Regions from separate parts of the Homo sapiens genome. Here all the other regions are linked to region 1. A link is a loop called in an ENCODE intact Hi-C map of the cell type or tissue named here. Cell type or tissue: dorsolateral prefrontal cortex. All regions are shown on one strand.

Region 1 (2,500 bases):
TGGGCCACACATAAAATAGCTAACGCTAACGATAGCCAATGAGCTAAAAAAAATTGCAAAAAAATCTCATAATGTTTTGAATTTGTGTTATCTCATAGGTTTATGAATTTGTGTTGGGCTGCATTCAAAGCCGTCCTGGGCCGCGGGTTGGACAAGCTTGTATTAAAGCATCATACAGCTTATGCAAGCTCAAATTATATTCTAATGTGGGCTTCAAAACCACCTTATCTGGTAAATGCAATGACTAAGACAAGAAACTCTCACGAAAGTCTTATTTCTTTTGTTGAATGAATGAATGATGAGTACTTTTGCAAAATTCCAGGAGAATTTCCAAAAAGGGATGTGAATAGGAAGTAAAGCAATTGCTGTTTTCCTATACTCAAGGCAAGCCCCAGCTGAGTGTTATTCCCTGATGACCCTTCCAGCTGTTACTACTGATTTGGGCGGAGACTTTTACTGGCTTCCTGATAACAAAGCCCTCATAGGAGGGAATCTCTCAACAGCAGAAGGCTGTGGCTACTGGAACGCTGAGTTCTCTCAGACACATTGAAAAAGTATTGTCTTGCTACAGTGAAGCCTTACCGTCATGGAATACACTAGACCGGTAAGATGGAGTTTATGCTAGCCAGGTCTGAATGGTACAGTACTAAAGAACAGCAAATTCATTAGGTAAAAAGGGAGAATGTCTACCTTTTTTGGATAAAAAGCATTTAAAAAATCTTATTATTTCAAAAGGGAACATGCTGTTTGTTCTTCAACGAGGTTATTCTTTAGTGTCATACCGTCTGCTAGGTTAGGTCTATACCAGGCAATACATCTTAGATTTTTGACCCACAAATGCCATATTCTTGCCGCTACAATTATCTACCGTGTCTAAAGGAAGTAGGTTTATGGTAAGCACCAATTTAAATAAAAATGAAAAATACAGCAGGCCTGAAGATATTCTGTTTTTTTTCTGTTAGTGCTGCTACCATATTCTGCGTTGGATGTGAGTTCTCAAGTTCTGGTCCATGGGGAATGGGCAAGTGAAGATGAGAATTGCAAAAAACTATACTCCGACCAATAGGCAAGTTTGGTGAATTCATTGTTTTGCCATCCTGAAAATAGTAGCCATGAAGGCTTTCATATCTGCCACCACTAGATGTCACTAGATATCAAGCTTCTTAGAACAACTGCGTTACAGGCTTGAACAACTGCTCCCCTCATTCTATTAATACAGTATTTTAAAACTGTATCTGTACTGTATACATTTTCCACATTGAATCTTGTGCATTTAATGTGACATTCATTCCTAGGAACCGAGCTTCATTCTGACCATAAGGCAGCTTACTTTTTGGATAGGAATAACTCCTCTAGCCTCTCCTTTATATGGCAAGTGAATTCAGATTTCCTTTGCTGTTAAAATATCCTGGTAAAGATGTGCATGATTCTGTTTTCACGTTGGCAAAATACTTGTCCTCTGATGGGTTTTGGCTGACTCAGTGCAACGTGACAAAAGTAGAAGCTTGATTGCCTTGCTTATGATTTAGGCTCCTCAGACAGTGTGATGCTTTCATAGAGGTCATTTTAGCCATCTGGGGCCTTCAGACAGGGCCACCATGTAAACCATCTGGGACGGGTGAAGAGCCTGTACTGGTTTAGAGACCTCTATAGAAAAGGTCTTTGCTAAAACAAAACCCTTTTCTTTGAAGCCCCTTAATCCCTTTATCTTTCTGCAGGCTTTCTTGTCATATTTTCTATGACAGCTCTCAGGGGACCAAAGCCAGCAGAATTTTCTCTGCCTTGGGAATATCTATCTCCATCAGTAATTCAGACAGTAGGAAGGAGAACTTGTCGTGTGTTCCCAAAGGGGCCCTTCAATTGTGCATTTGATGTTGACAACTTTCTTTGTCATGAAGAATGGAATTCAGGGCTGTGAGGATCCACAGTCTAATGCTAAAACTTTGGAGCTATATGAGGCTTCACAATTTCCAGAGCCCTTTCACATCTACCACCTCACTTTATTCTCACAACAATCTATTAAGGGAGGCAGGGTGGGTATTTTTATTTCCATTTCACAGGAGAGGAAACAGCAGCTCAGAGAAGTTAAATGGCTTGCCTAAGGGTCCCTCAGCTACAAAAGGTGGTGTCATGACCCCCCCTTGCATCTCCAGGCTCCCGGGCCTTGAGACCTCCCTCCCGCCATGACACCAAGCTGCTTCCTGTGGTGGAATTGTTAAGGGCCACAAGAAGTGGGCCTCTAGCAAGACTGCTTCCTCAAAGCTGGCAAAGGATCAGAAATCTGGGGTGGGAGAATTCAGAGCAAGAGCAGAGGAGTCCCTGGTCTCTCTGCTGCCAACTGCGCACCTTCTCAAGGTATCCAACCAAGGCAGACTAAATGATTCGGATAATTGCTTGAATGGCACTGCTTGCTGAAACTGTTATTTAAAAGATGTGAAAAAGATGGAAAGTACAGAGGAAGCCTATACAAATACCTCAACAATTGCAAGGCATTTTGGGT
Region 2 (2,500 bases), 140 kb before region 1:
ATCGTAAATTAAGTTTTGATATTCTAACAATTTTTTTTCTTTAGGAGTAGATCCCATAATAGATCACGTTCAAGACAGAAAGACAGACGTAGATCTAAGAGCCCACATAAAAAACGCTCTAAATCAAGGGAGAGACGGAAGTCAAGGAGTCGTTCGCATTCACGGTGAGTTTTAGAGAAATTAACAATAATTTTTTTTTCCTCAGAGTTCTGTTAGTGCTAAGGGATAATATTTTAATTGGCTTCATTTGTTAAAAATCTGTTGTGGTTTAGGTTTTTAATGAGAGAAATTAAACCTTTTTTATTGTTTTAGTAATCTAGGATTAATATTGATTGCCAGTGATCTGAATCTGATGTCAGTGTGACTCATGAGGTTTCCAAACTACTCAGTTCAGCTTGCGTAGTATGAATAGCTTTGTTTAGCAGCTTCTTGTACACCTGAGCTATATAAAAATGTATATGTAAATGTCTGTAGGTACTATAAATTGTCTTGTGTTGGTAATTGTTGAAGAGAGAGAGGTCTTTTTGGAGGAGGTAGAACTATTTTAGTTATGAATTTATTTATTTTTGTTTTTAAAGGGACAAGAGAAAAGACACTCGAGAAAAGATCAAGGAAAAGGAAAGAGTGAAAGAGAAAGACAGGGAAAAGGAGAGAGAGAGGGAAAAGGAACGTGAAAAAGAAAAGGAACGGGGTAAAAACAAAGACCGGGACAAGGAACGGGAAAAGGACCGGGAAAAAGACAAGGAAAAGGACAGAGAGAGAGAACGGGAAAAAGAGCATGAGAAGGATCGAGACAAAGAGAAGGAAAAGGAACAGGACAAAGAAAAGGAACGAGAAAAAGACAGATCCAAAGAGATAGATGAAAAAAGAAAGAAGGATAAAAAATCCAGAACACCACCCAGGAGTTACAATGCATCGCGAAGATCTCGTAGTTCCAGCAGGTTTGATAATGCTTAAAATTTTTACAAAGGGATTTGCTGATGACAATTGGAAACAAAATTTTTTACGGAGGGAGAAAAGGTTACTGTACGCAAGTGGAACCTGTAAAGTAATATAAGAACATTTTCTCCTAATTTCAGAGTAAACATTTCTCTAGCAGAGTGGGGAAAGAGATGATACTGGGCAACATTATTTGAAGAGTTTTAGCTATTCTTTGTAACCACTATTTTAATAGAATAATAATAATTGTTATTTTCTTAGAGGGTGGGATGGCAGGGAAAGGTACTTTTTTTAAAAAGCACATTAAGAATTTGCGTCTTAGGCTTTTTCCTGAACTTTTTTTGAATGGTGTGATTAATTTTAATATGTAAAATGATTGCTGAAGTTGCAGTGTTAGCCCTCTTTGTCACCTAAGTTAATTTTTATCCTTATTTTGTTAAGTGCATAACATTTAAATTTTGGTCGTGTTTTATTTTGTCAGTTTTAAGGGTTAGAGTTTTTCCTTAGGACCGTGATTTCAGTTTATTAATAGCTTTACTACCACCAGGTGGCAGCAAGTTGCCATAGTAACAGCTGTACAATGAGAACAACTTTTGAGATTTAAGATTATCTAAACCCACATCCTTTACTTCAGATGATACCATGACTGTAAATGGAAGTTCCTAACTTATACTACACTATCTTAAAAATACTAAATATATATATTAGCAAATTTTTGAAGATTTTTAAAGATGGTTTTTTAATAGAAAATAATTTGAGATAAAGGAATATATGTTTCCCATTTTTAAAACTTGTGCTTTAGTAGTTTATTTTTAATACCAGCCTTTGACTAGATAATAAAAGATAATCGTAGACATTTATTGTGCACTTTACTGTATGCCAGACATGATGTCAGTAGACTTTTTCATGTCTCACCTTATTTAATCCTCACAACAGGCCTGGGAGAAGATTATTATCATCACTGTTTTAAAACATGAGGAAGCTGACGCTCTGTATGAGAAGTATAGTAGCCCTTTTCCTTTATTTTAGAGATTAAGTTTGAGAATTCTCTAGTACTTGTACTTACTTTTAAAAACTACCTCAGAAGCATAAAGTTGAAAGCAGTAGTATATGTTAAAACAAGGCTCAAAATAAACAGATCACTGCTGGATTTCAGCACATTGAACCACAGATTGAAGAATTAATGTAACCTCCTTTGCTGTGGGTACTGGTTTGAGCCTTGTAACCACACCTTTACTGCAAAGTGATTTTATTGATTCTGTGTCACACATGCCTTTGTGTTTCTGTGATTGTTTAGACATTACCTTTCACAGCACCAAATACTATTTTCATTCCTTTTTAATAACGAATTTACTTTTTTTGATGACATGGGAATGTTTAACTTTTTCTCGGGCCATTTTAAGTTGTTTGGTGTAGAGGAAAGTTCAAGTGTTCACATTCATTCCTAAATATATATGTATATATTTTTTGAAACAGAGTCTTGCTCATCGCCCAGGCTGGAGTGCAGTGTCATGATCTTGACCCACTGCAACCTCCCCCTCCTCGGTTCACGTGATTCTTG
Region 3 (2,500 bases), 570 kb before region 1:
TATTTCTGTGAAGAATGTCATTGGTATTTTGATAGGGATTGCATTCAATCTGTAGATCACTTTGTGAAATTTTTTTTTCAAAAACATAATCATAATACCATTGTCACACGTAAAAATAATTAACACTTATTTTTGACTGAACCAGTCTTAACAAGAAGCATACTAGCTATTAGCCAGGCCTCAGATGAGAGGATCTAGGCATCATCATTCACACAACAAAATATTTATGTGTAAATGACACACACTAACAAGCCTAAGTATTAAATAATGTACTGAAAGAGGAGAGTCTCTCTCCTGAGTAATTTACTAAGGACTTCAATTGTGAAAAGTATGCCCCAAACACCAATTAAGTGTGCCAAAAGCAATTTATTCATGTTTCTAGAGAAAAATAAAAGGGGAATATCTGAGTTGTGGTTTTCCATGTATGTGGATAGTCGCATTAGTAATGAATCAAGGAACACTTTATTTCATTTGTGAAGCAGCACTTGATTTTATATGCTCTGTGGTCTCAGTTGGCTTTACATAAGCCAGGGATAGGATTTAAGAAAAGAAATCTCTTCAAGTTCATGTATAATCAATTTATTTAGAACCTATAATCATTAAGTTAGCTGTGTCATATACAAAATTAGAAGAAAATTAACCAATTATCTTTTGTTACTTATTTTTTAGAACCTGAGATTTTTGTTCAACTTTGTAATGTGAACCTTTTCTGAAAGCTCTATTTGTCAGTGGCAGAAATATTACAAATATTTCTAGCATCATACAGTTTTTCATATGCCCTTAAGTAGTTTCTAACATTTTAACATTTTTATTCATATCTCTTAAAAAAGAAAATTTTGAAGAGTTCCTTTTCATTTATTTACAATGAAATTTGGAAACAAAAACTTATTACATTACAAAATCTAAAATAAAGTTACCTTTTTTAAAAAAATGGATCATAAACATTTTGTAAAAAGAGTTGAAAATAATCATTGTTCTTAAGTCTTACTGCTAGAGGAAGTTGTACACATTAAGGATGTATGTGGCACTGTTTCCAAAATAAATGTATATTTATGCTACATAAGACCAAGATTAGACCATTGAAGTTGTAATGATCATTCTAGTTCTCAAATTCAAATGCAATTTTTTTCAATACAAAAAAGAGACTGTACAATGAAGGAAAACTCATAATGCTTTTGACTTTACCAGATGCTAGAGGCTACTCAAAATAAAGGCCAGAATGTCTCCATATTTAGCGTAGTTCTTCTCTATACTCAACATACTTGTAGCTGAGTTCATGGTGTACATTTTTCGTGAATGGTTGTTTATAGGATGTTTATATATTATCTTGGCAAGATAACTTTGAAAGCCCACTGTTTTCCTAGCATTTTTCTATGGTTGCTAAACAATTTCTGCCCAATCTAAAAAATTACTTTCCTATACCAGCAGGTGGAGGCAAGAGCAGTCGAATTGTAGCACTTTGCTTTTCAAGTGTACTGGCATGTATTGTAGATTATCTATCCATGACTCAAAGTCTCTTTATGACGTGTCTCTCACATAATTACTTTTCTTCAACAACTCTGTTGTTGTTTTAGCATCTTCTTTTGATTGCTTTATTATTTGCTTTATTTACTTGGTGTCTGGGACTGAACTTAGTGGTCATTTTAGGACAGACTAATTTAGATTTTCATCACTTTCCTATACTCATTGATTGAACAGTTAAAACATATATGTTATATGCTGAACACATTCTTCCACATTTGCCAAGAAATACAAAAATGACTAAGACATGGACCACATTCCCAAAGAGCTTACATTCTAGTAGAATTACAAGGAAAAATGTCTTCAATTCCTCTCCTGACTTGGGGAAGCAGATCAGTCAGCCTTGCTGGTATAGCTATGGCTAGCATTGGGTAGTAATAAAGCTCAGTATTCACGTGGATTTTAATTCCATCAACAAATATTTACTAAGCACCAGGGACTACATTGGGGATTAATTTATAAACATAGGCTTTTTGTCTTACAGATAAAAAAGGCCAAAACAATCTTCAAAAGAAGTATCATTTATTTTTAAACTTCTTAATACAGATTATATAGAACAAATAGTTAACCGACATATAGATCCTGATGCATTGCATTTAAGGAACTTTCAGTTAGAAGTAACTGTGTGTAACATTTTCTAGAATATACTTAGAAAACTTTCCACAAATCCTGGTTGAAATAAAATAAAAGTATGTTACTCTACATCAATTCCATTAGCTGTTTATTTGTAGCCAATAATGATAAAAAATATATACAAACAGTATGAAAGAGGAGAACTGAGTTCTAAGGTTATGTCTGTATGTGCAGAATGAGAGATGGAGAAGAAACTCATAGTTATGGAAAACAGAAAAGAATGGCCCCAGAATTTCTTGCAAGACTTAGCAGCCACCAATATTCAGAACTGTCTTTAAGCCCCAACCTGTCCATCATCTTAATACATTGTGCATCAGAAATTTCCAACCCAATTAAACCATTTTTG

The links. A loop is a pair of places that touch in the nucleus more often than their neighbours do. Peaks named below come from ENCODE experiments on the same cell type or tissue, not always from the same donor. Only the 100,000 strongest peaks of a DNase experiment are listed, where the experiment ranks them.
Region 2: a loop joins it to region 1, with 4 times the contacts of the local background. A loop is called at or near these places in 18 of 110 quality-filtered maps.
Region 3: a loop joins it to region 1, with 4 times the contacts of the local background. A loop is called at or near these places in 3 of 110 quality-filtered maps.

The regions. Positions count from the first base shown.
Region 1 is chr5:66,306,710-66,309,209 of GRCh38, forward strand. The region is part of intron 1 of LOC124900988 (a long non-coding RNA gene); the gene reads left to right. Among named protein-coding and RNA genes, the nearest start is that of LINC02065, 99 kb to the left of the region's middle. In dorsolateral prefrontal cortex, CTCF peaks have their summits at 69, 1,138 (motif pointing right) and 1,338; no DNase peak of the experiment used is centred here; H3K27ac peaks cover 1,207 bases.
Region 2 is chr5:66,170,007-66,172,506 of GRCh38, forward strand. It overlaps SREK1 (splicing regulatory glutamic acid and lysine rich protein 1), which reads left to right. Exons shown (of 12, transcript NM_001077199.3): 8 at 45-164; 9 at 579-941. Among named protein-coding and RNA genes, the nearest start is that of SREK1, 27 kb to the left of the region's middle. In dorsolateral prefrontal cortex, a CTCF peak has its summit at 1,484 (motif pointing right); a DNase peak (open chromatin) is centred at 1,494; H3K27ac peaks cover 175 bases.
Region 3 is chr5:65,741,291-65,743,790 of GRCh38, forward strand. The region is part of intron 1 of NLN (neurolysin); the gene reads left to right. Among named protein-coding and RNA genes, the nearest start is that of NLN, 20 kb to the left of the region's middle. In dorsolateral prefrontal cortex, CTCF peaks have their summits at 1,416 (motif pointing right) and 1,619; no DNase peak of the experiment used is centred here.